Linked DNA regions of Mus musculus: region 1 is linked to region 2. The links are chromatin loops, found by intact Hi-C in ENCODE. Cell type or tissue: left cerebral cortex. All regions are shown on one strand. Links, peaks and the distances in the headings refer to the core of each region. The heading gives the core; the rest is flanking DNA.

Region 1 (16,543 bases), core at 4,246-12,245, 140 kb after region 2:
TGCTTGCAGGAGGAACACACGACACGACTCTGGATCCACAGAAGGTATGGTCATGTGTCTATAATCCTAGCACAGGTGGGAATAGAAGAGATCAGCATATCTCTGGAGCTTGCTGGTCAGCCAGTCTAGGTTCCACGAGATCTTATCTCAAAATACGTGATAAAAAACTGACTGAGGAAGACATGCACTATCAATCTCTGGCCTCTACACACATGTATACATGTAGATATATACACACATGTACTCATTTGCATATACACAATACACACACAGAAATATTGCATACTTGTTCTTTTTAATCATTTTGAAGCAAGATTTTCTGGCTTCAAATCCTGCTTTACCATGTGTTATTTTAACAACTCTGGGAAATCAGTTAATCTCCATACTTTAATTTCTTCACTTGTAAAAGGTAGATGGTGGTAAGAATTTATAAGAGAGGTGTTGGGACTGCATTAGAGAATATATGAAAGATGCCTGCAGTGGCCAGACAAAGAAAATCTCCCAAGGCCTAACCTTCACTGAGTTGCTTCTCTGTGGGTTATTTAATAAGCTCTGTGGATTGGGGGTTTTAAGTTTTCTAATAATTAAGTTTAAGTGGATCATTCATATCTACAAAGTTCTCTATCAGTAACCAATCCCATCTTCCATAATGAAAAGTGTGAGTCATGGACTGTAAGTCCTTGGATTGTAAATCATGGATTCTTGGATCCGACTGCAATGAATTTATGGTTAAAAAATGAGTGTAGATGTCACCACAGGCTTCCATGTCGGTGTGTTTCCTGTATGTGCCTGAGTGCTATACCTGGTTATCACGGTCATTACACTGATGATTCGGGAGCTTTAATTAATCTAACTGAATTTACTTGGTGAGCTTCCTCTTTTAAAACCCTACCAAGATTATATGTTTGCTCTTCTATTTACTGAGTGCTTCCTCAGTGACAAGCATCAGGCAGATGTATAAAGCATGTGTTCTAACAGGGGAAAGAGTAAGAAATAAAAACAATTATAGAGTGTGTCATCCATCTCCTAACAAGTGCTATGAAAAATAGACAACAGAGAGTGACATGAATGGAAAATATCTGTCAGTTAGTAAGGCATCTTGAAGAAGATGGCACTGGACAGAGCTGAAGGCAGGAATCACACACATACACATCTACAGGAAAGGGCAGTCCAGATAGAGTATTCTATAGAACTGTATGGAAACACAAAGAAAGAGTTGTTTCTCTACCACAGTAGATCTTTCCATGCATCCTGTAGGAGTACCAGGAGAGGTGACTTACTGAGCTGGGAGGCTCACTGGGAAGTAGACAACAGGCTCCGTCCAGCATGAGCATCCCCACCCAGAGGCTAGGGTTCACTCTACACAAAACAGATCTCTTAGACCTAGCCACTGTGGCTCTGACATTGGAGAGAATCTTCATAAGATCTCGTGCCCAGCTAAGGACTAGGCCTCTCAATGTGACAGGAGCTTAGCCACTGTCTGCAAAAATCAATATGCAAACCTTCCTCATCTCATAATCAAGAGTCGTTGGTTTTGGAGGAAAACAAAATCATGTGCTAAGCTTAAATGGTTCTGAAAGCAAGCTGAGTTGCTACTTTAAAAAAAAAAATAAAATTAGTCATTCATGAGAGAAAGAATATAAATGCCTATGTGTGACTACTTCAAAGCTTCATTATGCGAGTAAGCTTTTTTGGGGGCAATTTAGTTGCTGTAAGGAAGGCTGCTTATAAAGCAGCTCTTTACTTGTAATACAGGCTTGATTTCCACCACTTAAAACCTCCTGGGACCTAACAAAAAAAGAGAAAGAAGAAACAGAGGCATTACCCCTCTTGTACCTAAAGATGCATTAAAAAAATACATGTAAGTTAAACCGCTGCGACAACCTCAAGCAAGCACTCATAGCTAAGGGTCAGCGGCACAGTAGGAAAGGTAATGAGACCACGTCGGGGAGATGAATGGGGAGACGACAGAAAACTCAAGCTAATGTGCAATAATATTCCAGTGATCAGCAGGTACATAGCTCTCACAGCTATGGTCATTAGCCACATTCATTCTAACTTAACGGCTAGATTTGCAAACCACTTGAAAAGAGAATTACTTTTCAATTCAATCTTCAGTTCATTTTTATATCATCATCTTTGATTGACAGTTTTTTCACCCTGGCAGGCTCAGTAGGAATTTGAGTGGATGGCAGCCACCTTCCAGGAGGGGTGGAGGTCCTGTCTATTGAGTCACCCTTGCACTTTCCTTCTCTTTGTGTAAGTCTTTGGGGGATGTTGGCTTCGGCCGGCCGGGAGGAGCTTACAGAACTGATGCTGTACTTCAGAAGACTGACTGAATTCCTTTATCAGAATCATTTGTCCTTGAAGCCAAAGTGGTGGTGATGACTATGATTTTTTTCCTTATTATGATCTAAAAATTACTAACTTTAATGCACATTTGAGGCCTAAGCATACAGAAATAGTGAGATTGCAAAATGACATGAGAAAATACATAGTGTCATGTTTAAGTCTGGAGTAATGTGGCTATGGAATGAAATTCCAAGGCAAGTACAAAATGGTTCTGTCTTTATCTGATCCTTCCAATTCTGTACATTTACCAAGAGGACTTTTATTTTGTCAGTTTTCTCTGTATACTTCTCTTGAAGTTTAAACTCACTGAGCACTCTTTGCCCTTTTTAGAAAAGAGAAACAATTCTGCCTTGTGTGCTTTGCTGGAACATGATGTAGCCTTTGTTCCTTCTTTTCTCTTTTTTCTATTTCCATCAGAGGAAGCTAAGGCAAGAATTTAAGGCAGGAGCTTAAGCACAAAGCGTGAGGAATGCTGCTTGTTTGCTCCCAGGCTCCCATTTAGCTACCTTTCTTATACAGACCAGGTTCCCCTGTGCTGATGGTAGAGTCCACAGTGACCTGGGCCCTCCTACACCTCTGCAGTAAAGAAAGTGCCGCCTCCCTTCCCTCCCCCACACCTATAGCACAATCTCATGGAGGCAATTCTTCACCTGAGGTTACTTCTTCCCAAGTATGTCAAGTTGATAGCAAGATAAGGCATGGAAGGAAGCATTTGGTCTTTCACTATCAAGTATGATATACAAAGTCCTTCCTCGATCCTTCCCTTATCTTAATTTTTGGAGTCTTTATCAAGAATATATGTTGGGCTTTGTCACAGTTCATCTGTCTGTTTGAGGTGGTCACAGTACAGACTTCTTTCTTTCTCCCAGTAGGGTTTATCTACCTTCAACATCATGGAGAAAACACACATGGCCACAGAGACAAATGGGATATGAAACCATCAGATACCAGTGAGAACAGGGACAGAGGAAAAACACTGGGAAGAAACACTATGTGTAGAAGTAACAGCTAAAACTCAACCATGTGATTGAAGGGTTAGCAACTCTACATGCAGGAAGCTTGAAAACTCCACATATAATGAGCTAAAAGCAAGCAACACCCAAAAAGCTCATAACCCCACCATGGAGAGCCAGACAAAGCCAGAGACCATACTAGCGGTAGCAGGAGGGAAATAACTCACTCTGCAGAAAGGAGCTGCATGAGGACTAATAGCTGACTTCTCACCAGAAGCCAGTGGCAGCAGAAGTGGGAGGAAGATATTTAAAGAGAAACTCTATCAACCCAGTATTATGAATTAGCCGACCCATCATTTAGAAGTGGAAAAGAAACTAAGATATTCTAATATAAACACAAGTTGTGTGAGTTTGTTGCTAGCAAGCTCACCTTGAACAAATAGTGGAAGCATCTGGGATGGGGTTGGTTGCCGACTTGGGGAGGTTTAGAACCATCAAGGCTGTGAGGCTCAGGGCAGTCTGTGAGGGGCTTTCTATGTTAGGTTAACTGAGGTGGGAAGACTCCCCCTAAATCTGATGGGCACCTCACCAGTTGGGATCACACTCTGACTAGAAAGGGGAGAGGAAGCTGGACTGTAGGCTTCATGTGCTCTGCCTTCTGCCTTTCGACAGTGTGACCCGCTGCCTCCTTGTGCTCCTTTGCAAATCCTCCATCATGAAAGACTGTCCTTCACACTTTGAGCCAAGAGCAACCTTTTTCTTCTCAGGCTGCCTTGATAGGTGTGACCACAGTGAGAACAAGCAAGACAGTAGTCCTTCTGGCTTACACAAAAGGGCAGTGCCCAGGAACTCCCATGCATGCAAACTAGTTACAGCATGTCAGAAAATGGAAAAACATGAAAAGTGTTGCAAATATATTTGCTGTAACTTTCCCCCTCCATGTCTTCCGTAAGAACAGAAGCCGTTGGGTGTGGTGGCTGAGGCCTCATGATGATGAGGTGGGAAGATCCAGACTTGAAGGAGAACTTGGGCTTTACAGTAACTTCCAGGCCAGCCTGGGTCACACAGTGAGACTGCTTCAAAAACAAAAACAAACCAAAACCAAATTTTTCTTACATAGAAAAAAGAAAAGCATAAAACGGTAATTACACGCCCGCGTTTAGGATTACAGAATACAAGGAAGTAATTTGTATAATAATAGCACAAAGGAGGAACAGAGAACAGAATCGGTTTTTATACACCACTGAAATTAAGTTAATACTGCATAAGACTGTCATAAATTGAGATTTTTGTCAATGTAGTCCCCAGGATGTTCAGAGCAAACCCATCCTCCCAATATCTTTTCTTTGGGCAGGGAGGGCGGGGTTAGTTTCTGAAACCTATGTTGCTATTGTTTTAACTGATCTTGTTTGTGGTAGCATCTGAGCACAGTCCTAAGAAACTAAAGACAGCAGGATTCATGTGTTCTGTCTTGATGCAAACATCCCAGAACCTGAGCTTTCTAGCACACAATTCCTTAGAGAAGCTAGAATTGTGTGTAATTTGAGCACTTAAAAAATAGCTGTCTCTGACAGAAAAGCATTCAGGTTCCTGACATTTCTACCACACACTCTCTTACCTTCCAGACATGGTTTGCCACGGACTGCCATGGAACTTAGCCTTTATTTTGGAAAGTAAACTTCCAGCTCTCCAGCTGTTTGTTCATGTGGAGGACCAGAGGTTGTCCTTTCCGTGTCACTGACCATTCTGTTTAAACCTTAAACAACTACTTTCCAAATTTATAATAAAAAAGATATCTGGTGATCAAGTCCACTTTTCGCAAAGCACAAACAGTTACATCCCAAGTTGTCACTATAAAGCACAGCACAGACTCCGATTATTAACGGTTCCCAATTGTCACAAGCTTTAAAAAAACTTGAAAAAGTTTCTACTTCCCAAATGTGGAAATAATGAGTTTCTAACAAAGGGGAAAAAAATCTGTCAGATGTTCTTAAATATCTTGAATATTTACTGTTTAAATATTTTTCTTCCCATTTCTGCTTTCCTGAATATAGCACTATAAGTTGGCAGTCTATACATTCTCTTGTTCTATTTTTACATGATAATCTCACACCTCTTTAAGGGGATGCTATTTCACAAGTACACAAACAGACACACATGGGAGTATTCACTGTAACACTGATATTAACCAGAGGTAAAGCTTAGAGGTCTGCCATATGGATCTAAATAAGCTAACCCATGCCACACTCCAGAAACGTATGACAACTATTAAAAAAGATGAGGCAGTTTACCATGTAGCCACATGGAAAGATTCCCAAGATAGGTGAGGCAAAACCATCGCACTCACCAAGCCAAGTGCTGGAGAGTGAGTGCCAGGATTCTACTGTGGGTATAAAGGAGATCTGGGGGGTGTCACAGACATGCATGCTTAATGTCTGGAGCTGTTCATAGAAATGTTAATACCTGTTCTTGTGGAAAGAGATTCTACCTTTCTTATTATAGACATGTGTATGTTATTACACAATATGATATTAGTTGGATTTTTTAAAGCCCCTAAGAGCAAAGCATTGATTAATGCTTAACTATTCATTTAAAATAAAATACAGTAAAGATATACAGGGTATTAACAAGCAATGTTGGAGAAAGGCTCTTTGCTATCTGAGAGTTTGAAAAGTCTTTGTAGCTCCTAGGAGGGAAGCGCAGGAAGGGCTTCTCCACCAGGTCCACAGCCATGTGGGAATCAATAACTGGCCTTCGAGCTGGGAACACAACAATTTACTTACAGTGGCTTATTGAGTACTTAGCTCAATAGGAGTGGACATTTTGTCAATATCATTCTAATGGATGCTGGGGGTGACAGTTCAGCACTGTAATATACAAACGGGAAGGCCATATGATAAAATTTATATGTCCCCAGAGTCAGAAAATGATCATCTGAGGCGAATCTACAGAAAACCATGAAACTTATCTTACTGCACGGCTCCTGTCTGCTTTGGATGTTATACATTGTGTTAATGGTAATACAACACTGACATTTTTTTAAAATCCCCTTTCCTATTTTCCCCTCTGAAAATCCCCTATCCTCTACCCCCTCCCCCTGCTCCCCAACTCATCCACTCCCACTTCCTGGCCCTGGCATTCCCCTACACTGGGGCATAGAACCTTCACAGGACCAAGGGCCTCTCCTCCCATTGATGACCGACGAGGCCATCCTCTGCTACATATGCAGCTGGAGCCAGGAGTCCCTCGTAACACTGACGTTTTTATGTTCTTTTATTTTACAGTTTTCTAGAAAATGAAAGATGAAATTAGACAATCTTCCTTTTAATTTGGATTAGGCTGGAAACTTATCAACTCAAGCGCCTTCCCGTCAGGTTAGACAGTGCAGGAAACTCACTGGCTGAGCAGGACTCTTGGTCTGCAGTAAGTTTGAAATGTAGAGGTCAGTTAAGTCCTTCAGTTCTGCAGCCAACCTCTAAGTCTCCCCACACCCCACAAAGCTATCATGTTTCCATGCATTCTACTGCACAAAAGTGCTGTTCTCCTAACCAAATGTTCAGTGAGATAGCACGCTTATTCTATGGTTGAAGTATAAAACAGCATCTTTACGTTTGATTTCTTGTTTTCCCTTTTCTATAAACTGGATTTACAAACTCTTTTTACAATATTCTGGGATGAATTAAAGTGTGAATTCAAGCTGGATGCAGTGCTGAATGTCTTTAATCCCTGTCCTTGGGAGAGGATGAGGGAGGGTTGTCTGGTCTACATTGTGAGTTCCAGGACAATCAGGACCACAAAGAGACAAAAACAAAAAACCAAACTAAACAAACAAACAAAAGCTGCAAAACAATGTGCACATAAATAGCTTCTAAAAGCCTTTAAATGCTAGGAGCTCCTAAGTTCTCTTTTATACGACAAAATCAAAAGACATTTTTCATGGGGACCATATCTACCCTGCCTTATTTTAAATGCTATCTGCATGTTGATAAAGTTGATTTAGATCTCTAGCCAAGAGTTCTTCTTGAACTATACTGTTTTCTTGATATCTTTTCTAGATATTTCTACAAATAATGTAATGCACTAAAATAAACAAATCCTTCATGAACCGTGTCTCTGCTCCTCAGCAGCTCGAATCAGAAGCCTGTCATTTCTGACTCCTAGCTCCTCCTTCAAGTCTGCCTGGTCCAGGTGGACTTCCTCATTTCCCTAGCTCAGGCCAGGTGCCATGGATTCTCAGCTATACAACTTCCCAGCTGCTCTTCCTTTGTCCATTCCCATTCCTGCTTCCCTCAAACCACTAGCCTTACTGGCATCCAGAGTAGCCATCTTACCTAAGCACAGCATGAAACTGTAGGTGAGCCTCACACTGCCCGGAGATCAGAATCTAAATTCCTAGCTCACAGGGGCCTATAAATTGCCTAGTCTCACTAAACAGGCCTCATTTCCAAAGCCAGCAACCTAGCAGGAACAGAATTCACTTCCTAGGGTTCAAATGAAGAGGTTCTCATGAGCTGATGTGTCGCAGATGTATGGGACGGGTTGGCAAAAATGAGGAAGTACAGTGAGGCATCCTCAAATCCCAACTGTGGAAACATTACCATTCTCAAGTCTGGAGGGACGAGGGGAGGCACTTACACCACTGTACCACGTTCTCATCGGAAGGATCATGAACAGAAAATTTGAAGCAAAGAAAGAAAAAAGTTCCCGACTCTTCCTTCTTCTTGCCCTCTGACCTCTGAGCATCTCATTGTCCTGAGGTCAGAATCTGTTTCACTAACTATGACATGAGAGGCAGGAGCGGACCACCTCCCAGGCTCAGCGCAGATGGGAGAGTGGCTGCAGAGTGTAAGGGGGTAAGCGGGACCTCAGCGTACATGCAGAACGGCTGCTCTTCCGCTCGGCCCTCTGGATTCACACCTGATGAGCTCGTGCAACACTTCCCAGTTCTTTACTTTGTGTGAGTGCTGTGCCACCCACTCACCACAGTACTAGTTCTTCCTGTTTCTTTAAGTCTTGCTTTGATTTGTGACTGAGTCACATATAGTTCAGCCTTACCGGCAACTCACTATGTAGCTGAGGGTGACCCGCACTCCTAACCCTTCTGCACTCCTCCCTCCTGCTGGGACACAGGTGTGTCTTTGAGCCTGGCTTTCCTTCAAGTCTTAATGTAAATCTTCACACTTAAGAAAAGTCTAAGAGGGCTGGTGAGATGGCTCAGTGGTTAAGAGCAACGTCCGCTCTTCCAGAGGTCCTGAGATCAGTTCCCAGCAACCACATGGTGGCTTACAGCCATGGCTAATGAGATCTGATGCCCTCTTCTGGTGTACATGAAGACAGCAACAGTGTACTCACATACATAAAATAAATACATTTTTTAAAAAGCAAGAACTGTCTAAGAACTGCCTGTCCAGTTCGTTTTTGTATCCTTCTGAGCATGTGATGCCATCGATAGTGACTTTACTTATTTATTTTTCTATTTTCTTTTCCAGAATTTTAGGGCAGAGACAATGTGTATAAATTGCATGCCATTCAAGGTGTGCATTTATATCAATTTAATAATGTTGTCCAGATTATATGCCAGAATTGTAATAGCATTTGTGGAGATCATGTATTTAAAGAAATATAACAATTTGTATTTTTCTAAACTGAGGCACCACTTAAGAAAATCCACTTAATCTTATTTTTTCCTTATAGCATGATTTTGTCTAAGAAAACACCAGGTCTTCATATGAAGATTTGCATGAGTGATGGATGGTCTGCTTCCTGTTCACTAAAGAGGAAAATGTCTACTGTGGTCCCCCGTGCTCTAAAACTGAACAACTGAAGTGTCTGAAGGCAAGGCTGATGCTCATTCCCTCTACTGATGTGTCCAGAGAAGTAGCTTAATATCACCTGTTTGGGTCTGTAGTGGTCTTGGTGCTAGAATAATATTCATTTTGACATCTTTTGTTAATTGAAGAACAAGAGTACAGGGGTCAGGGAGTAGTCTGGAGTACAGGAATACTTGGCTTTGGGGAGCATGTTTTAGACTGGGGGTGAGTGGTGGGGCAGGGGGGTGACGGTGACCTTGCAAAGGACATTCTGCATACAGTGGCAATAATACTTCCACAAGCCTATACTTGAACTTGCAAGTGTGTCTCTCATGCCTCTGCAAGAGGAACATCCTATGATCCTGGATCTCACAGCACAGTTCTAAGCAGGGGCAGTGTTCAGGAAACTGGACAGAAAGGGCTCCGTGCTTTTGTAGTCAGTCCTTTAATAAGAAGCATATTCTGTCTTCCTTTGCATACCACGTATTTCAAAGATGATCACAAGAAGTGGGCTAGTTCACTTAAACTCCACTCTGTAAATGCCTCCACATTAAGCACAGACAGAATTAAGGTGATTTTTGTATGTTGGCAGGAAAGGGAAGGCCTGGAGATTCCCTGATTCTGGAAGTAGTGAAGGGGATGAGAAAGCAAGAAGAGTGCCACTGACAAGTCAGGAGGAAATGCCGGTCATGTAAGGGCCACTGTCATGAACAAGCAGGGTGGCACCATTGGAAAGACAACAGCAACCCAGCTGCCAACCTGTCTTGGACACACTCACATACCTAAATTTCCTTCCTATCACTCTTTCTCAGCTGGGAACATAGGTGTGAATGTGTGGCAGCTCACACCCAGAACTTAAGAAGAATAATTAAATAGCTGAGGCAAATGCTTTCTAAGAGCCAAATCACACAACACAGAGTAACTTCTGCAGGACATCAGCCATGCCGGAAAACATCTAGATGGACATTTCTGTCTGACATGTGCTGACCTCTGTGGGTATCCTATACCTAACAGTGTCCTAAGAACTACTTGTTGAGGATTTCCTCCCTTCTGAAAGACTCTGGGAATGCACGGATTCTTGGACAGTCTGTTCCCTTGTCAGGTAACTGGGGTGGTAAAGACACAGACAGGGTGAATGCAGGGAGCACACGGGATGAGCGGAGCAAATGATATAAAACCAGCTCTGCCTGGCAAGGAAGAGCTGCTTAGTGATTCCTCACTGACACCAAGGTTAGAACCCCACATATAAACCTGCAAGGAATGTGGGAAGAGGGAGGGAGGGCAGGACAGCGAACAGTCACCAAAGTGCCGTTTTGCTTGGGAAAGCTGAGCCTACTCCTGTTATAGACGGAATAAGGAAAGATGAGAGTTGGTTTGTGTCTGGAGGCAGACTAGAACATGCCTGTAAACTCTTTGTAAGTTAGATGCCTTGGGCATTTCAGTGCAGCAATGAGAACTGACCAGTTCTGTCCATATCCAGAACTTTGGAGAACTGAGCATTTCCTCAGGTGCTCGTACAGATGCAAAGCTCCTAAGGATCCAGTCTACGTAGATCCAGCTTTGAATAGAAAAGGGCAGCTCTCAGTATGACGAGGCTGAAAGCCAGGCTCGGAACTTCCCTCTGGGAGTGTCAACTCCACTTCCCGATTGGTATCTAAAGTCTATTGATTCCATCTTAAGTGGCAGCATTTCAGCCACTTGTGAAAAAAGTCAGTTATCAACTGGCTTGCCAAAGGCCTGCTTGAGATGCTGATATTCTGAGTCATATTGTATTTGCTCCCAAGAGAAATGCCTCCACAAAAGTGAGATTTAATGTCTTGTCCTTGGGTTTTTCTTTCTTTCTTTTGTGGAAAATCAATATTAGAAAAAATGCATTTAAAGAAAACTCTGTCTGTTTTAAAACTCATAATCCTGGAGAGCAAATAGGTCCCAAGTTCCCAGCAGCAGGTGCCTGGAAGTGATGCTCTTTGTTCAAAAGGACTCCAAGGCTGCCATGACTCACTGGCAATGTGACAGGGGCATCCATGAAGAAGTATGGTAGCTCATCTGCCATTGCCTTGGTAGAAAGCACAGCCTACACTAGCTGAATGTGTACAGTCTACAGGCATCTCCCCACTGAGTCTAGAGCATGCTCATCCTGGTTTCCTCTGTCAATAACCCCTCAGGACTTAAAGAGAAGGCTGGCCAACAAGCTACTTAGAGTGACTGTGAAGGGTGAAAGTGATGATATGATGATGCTCCAAAGTGCAGCAGATCAAGTCAGATCAGAGGCGAGGCTTGGGCTGAGTCTCAGGAGTTCCCACATGTGGATGAAGGAAGGTCTGAGCTGAGGAGGCGCTGAGGGTGAGGAAGAGCAGCATCCAACTGAGTGGGCACTAAGGCTCATCATGTGGCTGCAGGCCACACAAAGTGTCCCACTCCTCCGGATAATGCTTTCTGGAACTGTCTAAGAGACATTAAATTGTCTAGGAGGGCATCTGTGGGGCAGTGCAGCAACTGGTTGGCTTTCTGACCCGTCTGCTCTGGCCTTCAGGCAGCTCTTATCTGGAGAAGCCTCTCTACTGCTGCTTTCCCACCCCACTCTTGATCTGCCTTTCTGTCATTTTAATTTTTCTAGATTACTTAAATCAGATGGAATGAAGAAAAACAGCTTTATAAAAGCCATAGTCGATTTAAGTTCAGTTCTATGTCTCTGTGTTTGAAGAATTCATTCAAAGCAGTGTGTGGGCTGCATACCTTCAATGCCACCACTTAGGCTGAAGACTGACTTGTGGAGGTGGTGGTGGTGATGGAGGTGGGAGGGGGGAGGGTAGTGGTAGTGAGGGAGGAGGCTGGTATTGGTGGTCGTGAGATTTAAACAACAAGAAAACAACAAAAACCTCAACAGTAAACACCATTACACACAAGGACCAGAGAAACTCTTTTTATTTCTTCTACTCAAAGGTTTGTTCACTGGAAAGATCAGGTTTTCCCTCCGCTACGTGCTTTATCATTTAATATTCAAACCCATGGAAGAGGCTTCAGTACCCCTATTTTATAGATTCGGAAGCTGAGGGACAAGACTTGGATCACATGGGCAATGAGTTTCAGAGAAAGTGCTGGAACCAGAAAGGCTGTCTGGCTATAGGATACGCCTTTAAAACACTTCCATATACCCTCTCTTCAAGTTTTATTTAACATCTGTGAGTCATGACTTCAGCTATTTCTGAACACGGTAATTGTGTGTTGCTGTTCATTTGGCTAATTATCATGTCTTGAGACTAAGGGTGGGAAATGGATAGAAGTGTGACTGGGTGGAAGAAAGGAAGGATGCCATTGTCAGAGGACAATGGTGAAGATATTCCGTTCTGTCATGCTTAGATCTTCTCATCTTTTCTGAAGAGCCTAAAAGAACTTGCAGTAAACCATCAATAACTGCCATTAGCTTCCTTCCTTTAAAAAAAAAATAGACAGTACCACTGAATATCAGAAAATCCCAAGTCACTGTATTTGTCCCTGTCATGGAACTATGAACAAAATGACTGATTCTGTGTGCAGTGTCTCAGGTAGTCTTCCTGGAGAGTTTGAGGGCGGCCACTACCCTTTCTCCTACTGCCCGATCAATGCACAGGTCGACATCAGCAGACTGTGAAAATACAGAGGGGCAAACTCAACACACCATAAGACAGATGCAGCCTCGTTGCATGGAAAGAGAAACTAAGCATTTTCAACTTTTGAAATTTTAACTAGCTTACAGTTGAGAAGTAATTTGAAATTTCAAATTACAGTTATTTGGAGACTCTTGACTTGCTTATCATTTCCCTTTATAACACTATAATAATACAGAGAAGTCTAATGACAAAAGGATTAGATATTTTTTTAAAAATCCCTACAGAGAGTCAAAATCCAGAGCTAGTGACAGCCCTAGGTTGGGCTGCTACAGTAGTCCTGTGCCTGTATCTCCCCATCAGCTAGCACATCTTACAGACCTGCACCAGGTCATGGGGCTCGGGAGGGGCTTGGGATGGTGACCTTACTCCACACCATTTTGATCCCTTGTAGCTTTTCCTCATCTCTGTTTATATTAGCTCTGAAATTTTTCTCTGAGAGTCTGAAATCTTCACTTCTCTTGCTGTTCAAAACCTATCCTTCCTTACTTGGCTGTAAAGCCTCCTAATTCTATGTCTGTTTCTCTAGATTAAGCCACCACTGCCTTTTCTTGCTATTTTTTTCTGCAGCCAACCAATGTTTTACACTGGTGGTAGAGAAGCTTTACACTCGGTTTCCCCATCCATGCATAAATGGCTCCTGTACCTTTTGTGAGCATTTGCTTACTTATTCTATGCGACTCTTTAGAATGATCATCCCCCATTCTATCATATATCTCTGATAAAAGCCCAAAACAAGACCTGTGCTTGCTCTACACCAATAGGTACTAACATTTCTTTTCTTGAGTTCTATTGTTCTATACCATTGTCTATGGCTGTACCATTCTTCATAACCCCCATAAAGATGGAAAGCAGAACTAATTCCTCTTTAGCATCAACATATGATATATCCTGTGTATCATTTATATCTCTATCTATACCTATACCTATCTATATCCACTCGTCCTTTTTGGGTGTTGCAAATATTTAAACTGAAACAAAATGGTAGTTAAAAAGAAAATTCAGGGTTGGTGAGATGACTCATTGGTAAAGACCAGTGCTGCCAAACATGAAGATCTGAGTTCTACTCCTGGGACTCACATAGTATAAAGAGAAAAGTTAATGCGCACAACTTATTCTCTGACTCCACACATGTGTCAACTTCCCAACAAACACATACATGTAAATAAAATACTAAAAATTAAATCCAACAGAATTTATTTCTCAACGCAGAAACACACAAAACATAAAAAACCAGGGCAGCAACAACCCAGGGAAAACGATCAGTTGCACAGTCATTGACTTGAGTAAAGGCAAGTTAGATAAAACTCAGACAAAGAGAGCAAGGCAACAATTATAAAAATAGCCGAGGAAACAGAGCACATGAGTGAACTCTGGAATGAATTCAAGAAAGCAAATAATAGCAGGTGCTGGGGAAGAGTGGAGAGAGGAGCCTTTATCAGCTGCTGCTTAGAATTGTTAATTAGCCAGTGTGAAATCAGTGTGGATATGACTTATGGTTATATACCTGAAGGCATGTAAGTCCTTGTGCATCCATGTTTACCGAAGTCTATCCACAAAAGCCTACTATGAAATCAGCCTAGGTGTCCATCAACAGATAACAGATGAAGAAAATATGATAATACAGTTTTATTCAGCCATAAAGAAGAATAAAATTATTTTGTTCATAGGAATATGGATATAATTGTAAATTATCATATTAAGTAAAATAAGGCAGACTCAAAAAGATTAATATTATATGTTTTCTCTCATTTGTGGTTTCTAGATTTTATATAGAAACATAAATCACAAACACACAGAGACAGATGGGCGCGCACACACACACACACACACACACAGGGGGCATCGGGAAAGGTGACATGAAAGTAAAAGCAGAACTGTGGAGGAAGAAAGGGGAATCTTGGAGAGAGGGCTAGATGTGGTCAAAATATATGATTTACTCATCTAAAATATGTCTTTATCAAACTCAGTGTGCAATGAACATAGGCCAATCAAAAAAACAAAATGAAACAAAACCTCATTATCTGTGAGGACCTACAGGATTTTCTCTGCAATGGAATGGTATTTGATATGAACATTTTTATTCTGAAATTAACAAATTAAAATAAAAACTTGATCATTTCAAACACAGAAAGGATCACTCAAGAAACTTAAACAGTCATGAATACTAATAAGCCTTAGCAAACTAGAGACTCATGTTCTTTAACTTCTGACTGAGTCACATTTTAAAATCTCTGTCTGTGACAATGGGTTAGCTAGAATACACTGATAATGACTTACAGACCTCACCGTAATATAATATCGAATGTTGTTCTTGTTCGTGCTTCCATGTTCTGTGGAAGTAGCAGGAGAAACCTTCTGCTGCAGTGAGGCAGGGCCCAGACTGGCACATGTCTCCATAGTCAGGAGAACACTGAGATGGGACATGGGACGTGGTGACACTAATTTCTAATGTTTCCTCATGAAGTGACATGTCAAATCATGCTCTCATCTCAACTGTGACAAATGTAATTCATTTGTTTATAAGCTAATCAGCTGATGGTAATTTTTATAACAGTTTAATTAGGCAAAATACTGTTTCTGTACCTTTGCTTAGACCTAAAAGAAACATGCAGGTAAAATATTAAGCCTTCATTATTTCTAAACTTTGCTTACTTTATTTTTGTAAAGCTTTATGAAAATATTCATTCATAAAATACTTACATTATTCATATTTTACAATTATCTTTCCCAACTAAGGTAACAGATAAGATTAGTATATTATATTTTAATAAGACTGATTGTAAAATAAATGTAATCTATATAAATATAAGAAAATATGGATAAAACTTCAGCATATATACATTTAAAATTCTTTCATGGCTTGAATCAGAAACAGAAATTTACTTTTTTCTTTCTTAGATTTACTCTTTTTGTTTACGTTTTATTTAATTATTTTTTGTGTATATACTGCCAACATGAGAGCCCTATAGAGTTACTTTTACTGGAGTGAGAAATATTTGAAAAATCTAGTTGATGATAACTAAGTCACACAGAATCAAGGTCACTCTCCCAAAACTGGCTTTAGCTCTATAGTAGGAAGAGTGGAATATCTTATACACAAGGAGAGCAAACACACACATTATAGCAAGGAAGTCAATGTACTAAGGAAAAACGTTCCATTTTTAGAATTTTGCTAATGATGATTCTGTTTTAAATTCTTCCTAGAGTTTTGCTAGATACAGCAGTCCTCATTTCCTGTTCTTAAGATGTATTCAGATTTGCTGAAGTGTGCAATGGGGACACTGCAAGTTCACGACCAAAGTTTTTAAGATTCATTAATACACTTTTCTAAGTATTTCCACTTTACTCAAGAAACATAAAACTGTGAAATATCAATTTCTGTTCCATGATGAATCTATAGCATAAGCTTGTGATGGGAATGCCTGACTTGCACATGACTGTCAACAAAATAAACAAGACTTATTTTGCATTTTACAAGTGATTATTTTTCAACTGTGGAAGCAAATTATTTTTATAGTTTATGTAAACATAAATAGCAGCAAAATTTTCTGGCCAACAAAAGTATTTTAAAAATTAATGCTTACCATCTATAACTTCATTTGGCAAAGAATAAAGGATGAGCCATTTATTTGTTTATTATTAGCAACGCACAGGACAGATACAGCAGAACAGGAAAGAACTATGGCCCCCAACAAAGGAGCAAGCTTCAAAATTAGTAAATCCCATGGATAAAGGATAAAAATTACAGTAAATGAAAGTAATTTGTATAAGGAGGAAT
Region 2 (16,543 bases), core at 5,566-13,565:
ATTTGGAACAGGTTGAGACTATTACAGAGATCCACAACTGGTCAGAAGGCAGAGAAGTGACTGTCGGATGCGCATTCCCAGTTGATACATTCACAGTGCAACCCCTACGTCTATAGCTCAGGGACCACAGTGCGAGGGGGCAGAAAGACTGCAAGCGCCAGAGGGCCAGGGCAGCTGCTGGATGACTGGGAAGCTGCACCCACATGCACAAACATGTTAACAACATGTTTGCCTAACCAGAATCTGCATTTCACGAGGCCCTACTGATAGACCTGCTACAGACCAAGGCTGCTGAGAGGAGAATCAGTTTTCTACAGGGGAGAACTCCCTGATAGGTTATCCAGTCCCAAGCAGTCAATTCTAAACACATATAGATAAACAACAGTAAACATAACATAGTAACAGTAATTAACGAAAAGGTCATTAATTCGAGATGGAGTGGCAGGGGTCATGGGAAGTATTGAAAGCTGGAAATGGTATACGTGGTAGTCTCAATATTCTGAATAAAGAAGAAACTGAAGAATCATGTTCCTTTCATTTTTAGTTTCTAAGGAATCTCCAGGCCACTTTCCATAATGCCTGTACTAATTTACATTGCCAATAACAACAGTGTATACTCATCATTGCCTGCATTCATTTTGTTTTTTTGATGTTAGCTATTCTAACAAAGGGAGATTATCTCTTTGTGGATTTTGCCCTGCAATTCTTTGATATTTATTGAGACCGAGCAGTTTTTATTAGCATATATAGATATTGTACAAAATGATGGTTTCACCATGACGCTTTCTTACATGGACATCATGTGACTTATCCGCTTTCACTCTCTTGTCTCACCTCTACCCTACAACCTCCCTTTCTCTTTTCAAACAGTTGCTCTTGTACTTTCTCATGTCATATACATACATATACATATGTGTGTGTATGTATACAAATAAATACACATAGATTTGCTTGCCTACCTATACACATTCTTCATATGAGAATAAAAATATGAGATATTTATTCTTGTGACTCTGGCTCATTTGCTTAAAATAATCTTTAAGTTCCAACCATTTTCTTTCATTGTTCATAATCTCATTGTTCTCCATGGCTGGATAAAGTTACATTGTTTAACTATATAACATTTTACTTTTACATTCATTGGTGATGACCATTTAGGCCATTTCCACAAACCAGCTATTGTGACTAGTGCCACAGCAAACGTGGCTCTCTGGGTCTGACTGTTGAATGCTGAGTTCAATTCCTTCAGGAATTCGAAATTACTCAGTAGTGTCACAACAGGATGTTCTGATAGTTCTACCTTAGTTTCTTGAAGACCCTCTGATTTTCATAATAGCCTTGCTAGTTTACATTTTATCCCACAATGCACTGGAGTCTCTGCTCTTCCATATCACAGCCAGTCAGAAGTGTGTGTGTGTGGGTGTGTGTGTCTCTGTGTGTGTGTGCATGCCTCTGTGTATTCTTGGTAACAGCCATTCTGACTATGACAGTGAGATGGAATCACAATGTAGTTTTAACTTGCACTTGGGATTTGGGATTTTTTAAATATAACTATCTATTGACCATTTGTGCTGTTTCTGAGGAGTATTTAATTCATTTGGCCAATTATCCTTAATTAGTAATGGGGTTTTGGTGTCTTAAGGTTTGAGCTTCATGCATATTTTCTGTATACGTCCTGTCACTTCCCCCTTCAGAAGGCTGCCTCTTCACTGTCCACTGCACAGACGCTGTTTCATTTGACTCAGTCTCACTGAGTACTGCTCTTATTGCTTGGCCTCCTGGTGGCCTTTTAGGAAGTTCTTGCCTATGACTCTATCATGAAGTGTTTTGCTATTAGTTTCCAAGTTCTAGGTCTTACATTAAGGTGTTTGGTCCATGTGGGATGCTTTTTTTTTTTTTTTAAAGTAAGTAGACAATGATTCTTTTACAATTACTATTTGGTGAGTCAGGTATGTATATCACGTATTCTGGTCGATTACACTTCCTATACCTTCATACCCTCCTCCTTCCGATGACTCTCTTCTTAACAACTCTCCCTTTGACTTTCATGGCTTTCTGTTGTTCTGGGGCCCACGGAGTTTAATTAGGGTTGCTTCTATGTGCCTGAGTTAGAGGTTATTTACTGGAGCTGGCTACAATAATGAAGAAAATGGTTTCCCCTACCTCCAGCAAAGATTAGCTACCAATAGGTCCTCAGGGAGGTTGGGCTCATGGCAGAATTGACAGCATGGTAGACACGGGCTTCCTGTCCTTTCCCTGCGTGTGCATATCTTCTTCCCTAGTAGCATTTGTTGAAGAGACTATTTTTCTCATATTTTTGGTGGATATTTTGAAATTCGGATGGGTGGGGCTGTGTGGTTTATTTCCAGATGATAACTGTGTGGTTTACTTTCAGGGTCTCTGTCCTATTTCATTGGTCAAGATGGAGCTTTGGTCTATGCACTCAGCCTTTACACCTCTTCTTTGCAAAGCACCCATATCTGTAGGCTGTTTTCATCAGGCCGTTTTTCCAACTTTAGTTGTTTGAATTTCTTAGACAGTGCATATATAAATCCCTTGGCAGATGAGTAGCAGGCAAATATTCTCCCGAATTCTGTTGGTTGCCTGATAATTTTGTGGATTACTTCCATTGCTGGGCACAGCTTTTAAAGGTGAAATGCAGGTAGCAGCCTGTATTGGCTTTTGTCGTCCATGATTTTAGAGTCCTATATAAAACACTGGTGCCTCTATCAGTGTCTGGACTCACTTGTACTCCTGGTCATCTCACAGTTTAAGGTTCAAAGCTTAGCAGTTTGGTGAGAGGGCCTACTTTCATTTTCCTGCAGATGGAAACACAACTTTGCCAGTATTACTTATTGAAATTGTTGTCTATTCTGGATTATATTCTTGGAACCTTTGTCAAATATCAGTTGGCCATATGAACATGGAATAATTTCTGGCTTATTCTGTGCCACTGTGTTATCCATCTGCTTCTATTCCATGATGACTTAGTTACTGTAGTTTTATTGCATATCTTGACATCAGGAATTGTGATGGCTCCTACATTGTTGTTGTTTTTCTCCTCTTAGAAACACTTTGGTTAGTATGGCTGTTTTGTGTGGTACCATGTGATTTTGAGGATACTTTTCTATTTCTATGAAATAGACATTGACTTTTGATGGGAATCTTACTGAATCAATAGACTGCTTTGGGTAGTATGAAAATATTGACAATATTGATTCTTTCAATCCACAAGGATGACAAAATCCTTTCATTGTTTTAATATCACCTAGAGTTTATTTCATTAATAGTTTGTCATTTTCAGTTCAGAGATCTACTTTTTTCTTAAATTTCTTCCTAAATATTTGTTTTTATATGTAGCGATAATGAATATTTAAAAATGCCCTTTCATCAAGTTCATTATGGTTTTATAAAAATGCTACAGATTTTTGCATGCTGATTTTGTGCTCTGCATCTTCACTAAATTTGTTTATAAGTTCTAGAAACTTTTAAATGGAGTGCTGTCTAGAGACATATAACAAGCGTTCCTACAAACAGTAAGTTGTTCTCTTTTCTTCTAGTCTCTCCATGTCTTAGAACACCTTAAAACTGAGAGTACCAGGTTCCACCAAGTTCTTTATGCTCCAAGAAATCATAAAACTACTACTGTCTTTATGCTCATTCAAATGTAACTTTTATGTTTTCTGCAGAACTGAATATCATTCTAGCTTGATAGTATTATCTGTAGGGTAAAGGACACATTTTACATGGAAGATAGTTAAACCCTAGAATCACTTATCACAGCATTAGACATCATCACATATAACTAAGACACATAAACTATCAACTTGAAACACCAGGAAAAGGGCTGACCCTCACTCCCTATACTGTTTTTAGAAAAGCTATTTCATAACACACACTTTGATGTTTATTGATCTCCTAAGCATTAGAAATAAGACACGGCTCCTGCTCTTGAGGGATTCACTCACGGGAGTAGTTTGAGAAGAGAGCCTAACACAGGGAACAGCCGGGTGAGCAGATTAGGGAAGGTTTTATAGCAACAGCCATGAGACAGCTGCTCCTTAAGGACGAGAGTGAGGTAACATGGTAGAAAAATAGGTGGAAGAAGCGTCTAGAAGAAACAGCATGCAACACAATAGGAATGCAGTGCAACGAAAACGCAGTGCAAGGGAGCCTGAAGCACTTGTGACCATATGAAGTTATTAACCGTGTGTGTGTGTGTGTGTGTGTGTGTGTGTGTGTGTGCGTGCGTGTGCGTGCGTGAGTATATTTATGTATGTATTTAATATGTGTGTGTGTGTATGTATTATACTCAGTTGCTTAAAAAATAGAATATGTGAGTGGCAAACTAAGTTATGAGGGCCCTACAGAATCAAGCAAAAGTTGTTAGCCTGGAAGAAGTGTAGATGTGCATTTTAGCAAGACCTCAGTGTAGATGCGCAGAGAATGGATTGGTGAGAAATTAGAGAGGGACCATGAAGATCAGTTAGGACTTTATTGCTGTGCAACTGGGAATAGATATGGTATTATTTAAATACGTAGGTGTAAGAAACATATGGAAAAAGCACAGAACTTCCCTCTTGACAACAGTAATTTTTTATGGTGCCAAAATAGTTGCAGTTCAGTGGGGTCAGAATATGACATGCCTGTTTGTAGATGCCAGTCTATCATCCTGATTCTTTTAGGTTGGAGCTTTCTGACTCTTTATGTCTTCCTGAAAGTAGGACATAAATTTTCTCCACTAAGGATATTATCTATCTATCTATCTATCTATCTATCTATCAATCTATCTATCAATCTATCTATCTATCTATCTATCTATCTATCTATCTATCATCTATCTATCATCTATCTATCTATCGTCTATCTATCATCTATCTATCTATCTATCTATCTATCTATCAATCTATCTATCAATCTATCGTCTATCTATCTATCTATCGTCTATCTATCTATCTATCTATCTATCTATCATGTATCTATCGTCTATCTATCTATCATTTATCTATCTATCTATCTATCTATCTATCGTCTATCTATCTATCTATCTATCGTCTATCTATCTATCATCTATCTATCTATCATCTATCTATCGTCTATCTATCTATCATCTATCTATCTATCATCTATCTATCGTCTATCTATCTATCTATCTATCCATCTATCTATCATCTATCTATCTATCATCTATCTATCTATCTATCTATCTATCTCAGGAGAAGAGAACATTCTTTTCATCAAGATGGGGATCTGGCAGTAAGATCAATCTGGACAAGCCTCATGAAAAGAACTCTCATCTTCCAGTAGTTTCTCTCATACACTTCCTTATCCTCTTCCTACAATTTCCTGCTTCCACACTAAGGCCCCCTTGCATTTCTTTTCCTATTGTGTTTCTATACATAATCTGCTTCTGTTTAAGGGATGTGTAAACTTCAGGTCGAGTTTTCTTTGGTTCTCCATTTCCCTCTATGAGAGCCTCCATGTACACGCAAAACTTAAAATATTAGATCAAAGGGAATGTGCATGCTTTTCTCCTATTAATCCATCTTGGGTCAATCTGACTCATAAGCCCTAGCCTGAGAACCGGAGCATGTAGCAGAGTCTTTTCTGCTCTGAACATTGTACAAAAATCTCCTGAGAAGATACCACATGTAAATGGTTCTTCAGTGGTCTTCAACGTCTCTGGCAATGACAATTAGCCTTAAGGATGGATTTTATATTATTTTAAGATGATTTTTGTGTGCTTCATTTGTTAAATAACATTTAAATAGACATCGAGTGTTCATGTGACCAACACTGTGTTGGACTCATAGGGATGCTGAGCACATTAAGATATAACCCCAGAAACTTACAGATATAAGTCAGAGGAAAAGACACGTCATGTTCTTCAATGCATGGAAAAATGTTTGAAATGTACACAGAGAAATGCAAATTAAAATAATGATATTTCACTGACAGCTAGGCAAAAGTTCTAAGGTCTTAAGAGACTAAGGGAGGGTGATGGGCTGAGTATTGGCTCATGCCTATAATAATGCTAGTACTAGAGAGGTGAAGGCAGAGGAGGAAGGAATTCAGGATAATCTTCACTCATGTAATGCGTTCAGAGATTGCCTGAGTCTGTCTGTCTGTCTGTCTGTCTGTGGCTCTCTCTTTAATAAAAAACCCTGTCACAAACAATAAACAAAAAATATGGGAACATATTTATATTTATGACAGGAATAAATCAGTGAATGGGTAAGCAATTAGGCAATACTTATCAAATTATCTTTTACCGCTGGGCAGTGGTGGTGCATGCCTTTAATCCCAGCACTTGGGAGGCAGAGGCAGGTGGATTTCTGAGTTCGAGGCCAGCCTGGTTTACAGAGTGAGTTCCAGGACAGCCAGGGCTACACAGAGAAACCCTGTCTCAAACAAACAAACAAACAAACAAACAAACAATTATCTTTTGCCCGAGGAATTCTCTGGCTAGAAATTTACAGTGGCCTTCATAAGAAAAGTTCATGACCATGTTGGCTCTCGTTCCCTTGGCAATAACAAACATGTGGAAACCACCTAGATGTCCGGATCCAGCCAAATGAGGAAGGGATTCCTAGAAGCTTGTGAAAAATAAGTCAATACAAATTCAGAAAGATGCTCAGGACCTACTAACTGAAAGTTCCCAGAGGAAGTGGTGCAGAGGCTAGGACTATCCCCATCCACAAACAAAAGGCCATATAAGCTGTGTCTCCTAGTATGCGCATAGGAAGTTTTTACATGTTAGGTGTCTAAGACACTGTTACTCACCATTACACCTGTCAGTAAAAACGAGGGGCTACACATCTTTTTTTATTCTCTTTTCTAATTTTAGCTGCACTTTGGTTTTGTAGTGCAGGCATTATTATTGTTGTTGTTTTGGTGCTGGGGATAGAATCAGGCTTTCCTCTTGCTACACAAGTACCCAACCACTCAGCTCCATGTATAGCCCTAGGCTCTTTCTATCTTAACATTAGCATCTCTCTCTCTAGGATCCTTCACCATGATGAGATCTGCAAGTCTTCTGACGTATCTAACAACATCCAGTGGCCGAGATTAAGGTGAGCAAGTGCTTGCTTGCTGGCACCAGGCTTTATAGACCCATCTACTGATGGGAAGGGACAGGAAATCAGGTTGCCTTTCTCACTGTCACCTCCTGCCACATAAGCCAAGGTTCTAGTGGCCTGCCTCACTTGATGGATGGACTCCAGAGATGATCACAGAGCATCTCAGGTCTTCTTCAATGCTGGCAATGTTCCAGGAAGTGGTCAGGGTTGTATCTGCATGAATGACAGGTGCTTCAACTGGAGATATGACTAAAAAGTGGGTGGCCATGTAAAACCTCCTTCCTGCAACTCGAATCTGAGGAAAAGGAAGCACCAGGCTACTACACTTGACACTTCAGAGAACACAGGTTGACAAAGAATGTTTAGAGCAGGAGAGCAAAGAGACACTTCCCTGTAGAGGGCAGGCCATCCTAAGAGCTTCCAGGGACACAGACTTTCTTTCCAAATTTGGGTTCAGCTGAGTCCTATTAGACTTTAATTTGTCTTTCAAAAGCCCCCCCCCCCCACTCTCTCTCTGCTTCTTCTCTTTCCTCTTTCCATTTCTTTAGTTGCTGAAGGATGAAAGGAAACCGAAAAGTCACCCTGGCAAGTGACTCACATCTTTACCTTGCCACGGAGAGATATTCAGGGTGAAAGTTCTGGAGGAAGTCAGTTTATCTCCTCAAAGCAGAAAAGCCCAATCAAGCATTGTCTGATTAATTAGAGACACTTGGGGAAAAAAAAAGTGCTATCAAGGCCCACAGCTGTAATCAATTTAATCAACATGCAAAGAGCCAATCTATGCTTTTCTTGATTAACAAAGCTGAATGTTAAACAGAGAAGAGTGACATTGTAGTGCCATTAGCTAAATCTGCAAACTGAGAATTTTCCCTAAATATTCAAAGTCAAGTAAGGGCAAAGCGAAAACTCTCCCATCCTGTCTCAAGCTATGAGCTCCATAGGCCTGGGTATTCCCGTGCTTAAAAAAAAAAAAAAAAAAAAAAAAAAAAAAAAAAGAGGTACGGATGAGACGTGAACACAGACTGCCCAGTGAGGACACACAGTGTCATAAGGTAGAATCTACCAGTGTGCAAGTATGAGTGGTGGCTTACTTGAAATTCCAGAAAGAGCTCCCAAGTGGAGCAGCTCCATGTAGCATCTTTACAAGCTTTTACGGCAAGGGCATGCTGAATGCATTCTAACTCAGCCTTAAGAGCAGGAAACTGCAGCCTTTTCTAACCCAAGAAAATTAACCGTCCTAAAATTAGAATACAAATACAAATTCATATAAGCCTTCCTTCGAGATTTTAGCAGCACTTAGAGAGTAGGCGGGGTTTAATTCAGTGCTGTAACTCAGCCCTGTGGGCTTCTGTAAAGCACAGGTGTGGGCTCCCTCACTAAGCTGTTGGGTTCTCGGAAATGGCATTTGCATAGTGGTTTCCATTTCCTTTGGAATGTTGGGCTATACCTCTAGTTTCAGTACTCAAATACAACAAGGGTATGTTGAAAAAAGGCTCTATCAGGTGAATAATTTGTCTCCCCCCCCCCAACCCCACAGTGTTGACTGGCTGCACACAAAAATAAAGAGCTGAGAAAGCTGACAGGATATTCCGCTGACGAGATTAATTTTTCCCCGCAGTTGCAGAGTGCGTTAATTGTAACATTTCAGTTAATGAGAAATATTGTGATAGGATGCCGATGTGCGCGACAAATGGACTTTTAAACAGATATGAAGGGGAAATGCTATTTTCAAAAAACACTTGAGATGAAATGATCCTGTGGCACTGGGCTGGGCCATTCCTGCAAGCCCATTAGGCTTCTGAGGGAGGGTAATAACTATTTCCACTGGCCAGGCTGGTGGAGGCACTGCGGTTACTCAGTGTTAGCATAGCAGCTATTCAGCCTTCACGCGGTTCTCAACTCTGCAGAAAGCAACATGCAGAACTGTGAAACAGCGACAGACACTGCAGGACCAGAGAGAGCATCTGCATCAACCAGAACTGCACCGTGAACTTTGCATGGAAAGGTGCACATGTAATAAATGCACAATTCAGGGACGGACTGCAATGCAAGTCAGGCAAGAGTCCCCTCTTGCTCCTTTTAGACATCATGCTCTTTTCCTCGTGGCCACCAGATGGCGACGCTACACCTCAAAACGCAAGTTTGATCCCTGTAGGAATGGAAACATCCCGTATGTGCTATCCAGAGTCTTTTCTAAATACTGTATTTGACAAATTCATCCATACTTTTGGGTGTAATTAGTATTCTGTCTTGTGAATATCGCACAGTTTATTTATCTCTTCTAGCATACAAAGCCAGTTCTCTCCAGCTTGAGGCCCTTATGCTGCTTGGGTCTGCAGATCAACTACAGTGTACAATGAGAAGGCGAAGCTTATTGACAGTGCAGGTGGAGCTCTGTCAGCAATGGGTGACACACCGAATAACTGGGAATAAAGGCTCGCAGAGCAACAGAGCAGGGAGGATGAGCCCCAGGGGTTCCATGGGAAAGTTAGGAAGGACTTCTGACGTTAATGGGGGTACCTGTGTATATATAGCTAAATTAGCAGGAAATTCCTCTGGGCACTGGTGACTAATGGCAACTGTTTCAGGTGCTGCTTTAGATAAAGAAAAAGCCAAGATCTTGTTTTGTAGCTCAACTGCTTTCACTTAAACATAATCGTCATAGCAGTTCTAAGGGGTGGAATGGACATTCAACCTCTAGATGTGACTTGGATGCGCACCTCTCTGTGCCTTTTATTGGATATGTATGAAGAAGTGTTATCTCTGGATAAAAAGCCATGATATGTTTAGCTCGTATGAAACAGTTTTCCAAAGCAGTTAGATGAACGTATATCCCCGGGCAGTACATCGTAATTGTCGTCAGTGCCCTCCAGCAGTGCATTCACACCCCCTTGGTGGGACATTTACACCCCTTTCCTGCAGGAGTTCATACCTTCTTGGCATATCTACATCCACTGTGGCATTTACATGCTATATTCACACCTACCCAGCAGTGTACTCACACCCATTGGCAGTGCACACACAACGTCCCAAGCAGGGTATTTATATATCCCTCGTCAGTCTTGGCCATTTTATTTTTCTTTTGGGTTGTCTCTATTTTCTTTCCTACTGATTTGTGTTTTGTTTATATATTGCGGGCTGTAACCCTTGTACTGCAAATATTCTATTTTGTGGTGTGTCTTTTACCTGAAGTAGTGTCCTTTAATAAGTTCCCAATCTCTTCCTACCCTGAGGCTATGAATCTAGTCCTCAGTGCTGTCCTTGTAAAGCATATAGTGTGGAGGGCGGGGCAGCCATCAACCAATCAGCAAATCATGTAACAGTGTAGAACTGTTGCTCAGAGGTTCATGCTGCAGGATGCTTGGTAGGTAGCACAGTGGCGCAAGGGTGTGAAGAAGCAAAGTGGACACAGTGAGATGGAAGCCACTGTGGGAGGAAAAGACACACACAGGCAGAGGGGAAGGGCCAGCGTGGCTTGCACACAAACCCCTACAAGGAAAACTCTATGAAATAAGGTTGTACCAGCAGACAGGGGCCTGGCCACTCAGTCTTGCAGCCTGTATCCTGTGAGTGAAAGGTTTTAAAAAGGAGGAGTAGGTTCCAGCATGTGTTTACAAAGGTCTCTCTAACTGCTTTGTGGGGAACAGGCTGTGGTTAAAGGCACCAGCGATGCATGGAGACTCCCCATTAATCTATAGCATCAGCCCAAGGGAAAGACAGTGAGTGGTCTAGGTGACTAGATACTAAATGTAAGTCATTAGTGAGACAGGAAAACTACAAATGTGAATGGGACCCACCCCACATCACGAGACATAGTGCCTGGTGACGTTAGCTGCAATCCAGCTGGTTTGGATTACATCTAAATTGTCTTGTTCAGCTGAGAGGACAGCAACTGTGTAAGCCCAACAGTGTGCCAAGGGAGCTGGGCAGGACTATGTCAGGGCTGGAACGATCAGGGAGGACCATGTAAGAAATGGAGAGTGGACAAAGTGACTCAGATGCGCTACTAAAGAAGGATGTGAGGATGGCAAAGGCTCAACATACTGTTCTGGGGAGAAGTTAGAAGAAGGCTCATCAAGTTTGGCATCAAGGTTTCTTGTTATCTTGTCTGATAATGAGGAACTGCCTGAGGGTGTGCCAAGCCTGTTTCCTGGCACAGACGAGCAGAATTTGAAGAGACACTGGGTAAATCACCTCCTTAGCCTTACTGTGATGCTTGGATGCCTCATTTTCTCTCTATCCTCGCTTACTAGTGACACCCTATTATCACTGTTTGCAGTCATGAAACTTTTCATATTACTAATGAAATTAATACTGCTAAGGAAAATATTCCTGAGAGGCCCCGTGTATTATCTCACAGAACCCTTGTAGCAAACCTGGAAAAAAAGTTACTACTTTTAGATAACTGAAGTATGCTTGGAAAGGCTGAGTAATTTCCCACAAACACAAACCCGCACTTACCGCCAGACACTGTGCTATAACCATTATGCCACCTCCAAAACCCACTTGTTCTATGTGCCAGTGCCAAACAATAACTAAAGCCATTTTGTTACTAATTTTTTATTGGCTATAATGAGTAGGGTGGTTGGCAGCATGCCAAAGAAGGAGACCGTGTAAGTGCCAACCAAATACTCGCATGAAAACCTGAAGGGCTGAAGATATTGGGCAGACAGCATTATTAACTCCTGATGACAGAGACTAGGCAGGGGTGCCAGGACACAGCAACTGCCTCCACCTCAGAATCTCTTCTTTGGTTTGCTCTTCCATCAGTTCCTTTACTTATTCTAACTTGTGAGTGCTAATTTCAGAACAGGAAAAGTCCACAACCATGCCGAATCCTGGTAAGTCGTGTACACACACACACACACACACACACACACACACACACACACACCTACCTTAATTTGAACTGTCATCATCTAGGATTCAAGTGGTGGCTACTGGGGTTAGGTACAAATTTTTTACCCCTCTTAATATTTTTATTAATTATTTGGGAATTTCACATAATGCACCCTGATTACACTTCCTAGTCCTTCCAGGTCTATCCCCCACCTTTGTGACCTCTCCCCTCCAGGAGAAGAAGAAGAGGAAGAAGAAGAAGGAGAAGAAGAAGGAGAAGAAGAAGGAGAAGAAGGAGAAGAAGAAGGAGAAGAAGGAGGAGGAGGAGGAGGAGGAGGAGGAGGAGGAGGAGGAGAAGAAGAAGAAGAAGAAGAAGAAGAAGAAGAAGAAGAAGAAGAAGAAGAAGAAGAAGAAGAAGAAGAAACACTAAGTGCATTTTGTGTTGTTTATTTACTCCCAATGGCCAGCTCTTCAAAGAAAGTGGAGTCCTTCCCCACCCCTCCCTGGCTAGAAGAGCTACACTTAAGTATTCCTATCACAAATTTTAAGAATTCTCTTCAATAGCTTCCCATCTAGACTGCTTAATTTTTTGGGGGGGGGTGAAGTTGGGGGGAAACTAGATAGCAAATATTGTCACTTTTCAAGTGTCATTACATGCAATTACATAAGGCCAGCACTGGCAAACCAAGCGAAGAGCACATGAGAGAAGCCCTGCTGCACTTGCATCAGGCAGGCGTACTAAGATGGTTTCGGTGATGCAAGCCCATCGTCGTCACGTTAGGTGCATGTGTGCTGTTCACATCTCACATTTGTTCATAGAAAATATAAATCTGTTAATTTATTTTTCCTGGTGAATATCTGCAATGATACAAAATAAAAGTGGTTGATTTCATTGCTATGACAGACTGACCCTGTTTTATCCCATGGGAAAACAGGAGGCTTATTCATAGATATTCTTCAATCACCATAAGAAGTTAAAAAACGACAATGAAAGCCAATGAGGACAGGTGAGTATGTCACTAAACATGGCTGGTAGAAGACAGGTGGTGGGTTTGTGTGTGTGTGTGTGTGTGTGTGTGTGTGTGTGTGTGTGTGTGTGTGTGATTGAAATGCCTCAAGACCCACAGGAGGTTTTGGCATACTTAAAACACAATTAAAATTAGGCTTGGAAGGAGATGCAGGCACTGCGGAGAGATGTTGGAGGGAAGCCATGCACACGGCAGCTTGGGAAAGGCCAGGTGTGCTTGTTGTGAGGGCGCTGCTGTGACATCTTAGAGGGCACTTTTTCCTAATCAAGAAGCTGCTAATTTTAATAGAGAATAGCCTGAGGCGTTTTAAGGTCAAACTAGAAATATGTTGATGATTTAAAAATGCAAGCCAAGTGTGTTATTATATTACAGCTGCAGTGTTATTGTAGTTTAAGGATATCCGTAAATCAGCACAAACCCACACGTATCGTTTCCTACACATTTTTCACCAAGCTGCCTTCTGTCTGTGAGTAATCAGCTAATCTCCTCCTCGCCTCACCATCCCTCCAAGTGACAGATCCGTTCCTCCCTATTACAGAAGGTCTTCATTTACTGTGTGCCTCGCCCACAGCACTTTCTGGCTCGGGCTTGAATCTGGAAACTCACTCTCAGAATGCAGAGACCGTCATGTCATGTCAGGATGCAGAATGCAGTTGTCCTCCTTTGTCTCCCACGTCCGCCATTAGTCCAGGAGGTAAACATCAGAGCCTTTTCTGGGCTCCAACTATGCACTAATTGTATTTGCAGAATGAAGTCAGTTTCTGTTTTCAGTAAGAGTGTTGTTAAAGAGTCTATGGGGGGAGGGCAAGTTGTGAAAAACAAGGTAAGTGTACTCTTTGCCAAAACACCAACTACACCGCCGTGGAAATTTCTTTTAATTCTAGTGGCCAACAAGTAGTTTCAACAGTTGTGAGAAGAAAAGAGTCTAGAGTTGAGAAATGAATGCCATGCACAAGAGGAGGCATTATTAGCAGAGTGTGTATCTGCCACACACGCAAACTGAAAAACACAAGGCCATGTGAGAGGCTAGCTTTTAATTGTGTTCGGTAAGTAAGGACAAAGCCACCTGCAGTTTACCATTTCGCTTCACTTGCTACTGAGCCATGTATCCTTGCGACAATCCAGCAGTTCTGACTATTAACTCAAAAATCAAGAGCAAAGAAGTTATTCATAGCAAAATATGAGAACTATTTCCTTATAAGTGTGTTTAAGAATGGTTCTTTTCCCTATGACTATACATACCCAACGCCCAATAGTGTTTTCTTGTCCTGAGCACCACACTGCATCTGACTCGCCTTAATGGATAGCAAGGGATATAAAGCCTTTTAAAAATCAATGGGCAAGAAAGAGTCAATATAACAATAATGTTTGTGTTAGTTCAATCAAATCAGCTAAGAGTTGTTTGCCTTTTCACCTCGGAGTCATTTGAAACAGGCCAAACATTTGACTCACATGGGGCTTATTATATTGAGTGGGATTTTATGTGTAATGAACATCACAATATAAAGCTATAAGTGACAATAAACATAATATATTGCTAAAATGAGAAAGCATGTTTTAACTTCAATCAATTTAAAAACATAATGTTTTTCATTAAGAGAAATGAAAAGAAATGCAGGAAAGAAAATGTCTAACAGAAGTGGAGCCTGTGCACGAGCACCAGTTTTGTAAGGCTGCAGCTCCTCTCCGTGCAGCCCCGCCCCTCAGTGGCCTTCATATCACATGCAGGACCCACAGAGTGGAACTGCCCCCCTGGAAAGGGCAAGTTCATGGAGGGCAAGCGCAGCTCATGGCGTAAGGGCTTCAGAAACACCAAGCGCCACTGAAGCTAAGGCTGAATTGCCCAGGCTGTTGGGGGTTCTTATTTAAATAACAAGGAAGCTCTGCACTGGATTACAAAATGAACGATGAGTCAGTGGGTTTAGAGACATGAATGGCTGTGGACACTTGACAATAAGTATGGTCTTCCATTTCTTAGGGTATGTGCCATTCTCTGAGATCTTGACCTGCATTCTCTCCTGCCCTGCCCCCTCATCTCTAGCAGAACAAAGATGCTATAAACTAGAATTACTACTTATGCTTGCTAAAGGATTTTATTAGTCTAAAAAACCCATAATCTTTTAATTAAAAATTGAAACTATACAATTGTTAGAATGGTAAACAATTGCTTTGGTAATTACCATCTTCCACTGGACTGTGGACCACAGGCATGTGAGTTCCCTATCCAGATGAATAGCAGTGACTAGGGAGGCCCGAGGGACCACACACTGCTAGCTAGAGATGCCCAGACTCTTCAGGCATTTGTCATTTCAGACATAGGGGCTTTGGGTGGGTCGGGGAGAAGATGCACTCTACCGTTGTGAAGGGCTTCATCAGTTTGCAACTTTGGGAAACAAGGCAGTAACTAAAATACTGGTTATGTTTTCCAGACTTAATCTACAGTGTGGAGAAACCAGAAGACTTGGGCTGAGTAATGTGGTGAGTGCTAGAAGCCTAAGAGAGAGCTAATCACAGACAGAGGTAGTGAAGAACAGGGTTACCCAGCTCAGAGCCAGGTCCCAGAATAAACAGAGAAGAAAGCAAAGACAAAGTCATCTTGGGTAGGCGGGCGAGGGTACCCAGGTTGCCAGTCATTTATTGCAATGGCCTGGGATCTGAGCAAACTTTCCTTGGAGAAGAATCATGAGATCCAGGATTGAAAGTGGGATGGACAGGTCAGCAAGAGTCCCAGGCAGTGGAGGAAGATGTGACGGGCAGGTGGCCATGAGCTGTCTGTTCTTCATCCACAAGGTTCTGCAGATAAATTACTGAGTCTCCTACAGCCTGGGGCAAGAGGGGGCTCTCGGAGTTGGGTAGGTTGTTGTCCTGGGTTATGAGTGGCTGGAGGTGAAAAGCAGGAAGGTTCTCAAGGGATTTGGTTTGTTTCTGGGAATCTTCTCCCTGGGGCTTTCTCTGAGGCAGCACAGAGGCAAGAAAAGCCATCCTGAAATCTGGCTTTGGCTGGAGATTGGACAGAGAAGGGCTCAGATGTCTTAAAAGTCTGTTCTCACAGTAGAACAGTGGTCTCTTCATGAAATCTCTTCATGAAAATGGTGGAGTGGGGAGGAAGAAGGAAGATGCTTGAATCAAACATGCCATCCCACAGGCTCAGGTTTTTACCCCTTTCTCTTACACACAATATATGTGCATTTAGATCTATATACATAGACACACCTGTGCATCTTTAAAACAATGCTCTATTTGCTTATCTAGGCCAGTGAGGGTTATGCACACCGTCTTCAGCAGGGGTAACCCAAGTACATGGTTAGCAAGTGGCACTGACTTCATAAAATGGATATGAACGACCAGCTGAGACCAACAGACCTTTTCCAATAAGCACACAAAAGAACATATTAACATTCAGGATACACAGTTTCCTTTCCCATTGTATCCTGGGTACCAGTTGTCTCTCCTCCTCTTTCCCTCGCTCCCTCAACTCAAAGGCCGATGGAGAAACTATCATCACCCAGACAACAATACAGGCAAGAGGGAGAAACAGATAAGAAACAGAAAGTGTGTTAGTCAGCTTTCCATCACTGTAACAAATATCTAAGCTAA

What was found. Peaks named below come from ENCODE experiments on the same cell type or tissue, not always from the same donor. Only the 100,000 strongest peaks of a DNase experiment are listed, where the experiment ranks them.
Region 1: it touches region 2 in a loop (2.0-fold over the local background); 11 of 42 quality-filtered maps call a loop at or near these places.

Annotation. Positions count from the first base shown.
Region 1 is chr14:8,588,462-8,605,004 of GRCm38, forward strand. The region is part of intron 4 of Cfap20dc (CFAP20 domain containing); the gene reads right to left. Among named protein-coding and RNA genes, the nearest start is that of Cfap20dc, 70 kb to the right of the region's middle. In left cerebral cortex, for the core only: a CTCF peak has its summit at 8,635 (motif pointing left); no DNase peak of the experiment used is centred there.
Region 2 is chr14:8,451,499-8,468,041 of GRCm38, forward strand. The region is part of intron 14 of Cfap20dc (CFAP20 domain containing); the gene reads right to left. It overlaps Gm46492 (a long non-coding RNA gene), which reads left to right and starts at 12,595. Exons shown (of 4, transcript XR_001781488.2): 1 at 12,595-12,925; 2 at 13,485-13,640; 3 at 15,376-15,424. In left cerebral cortex, for the core only: a CTCF peak has its summit at 9,189 (motif pointing right); DNase peaks (open chromatin) are centred at 8,322, 9,204, 11,125, 13,148 and 1 more place.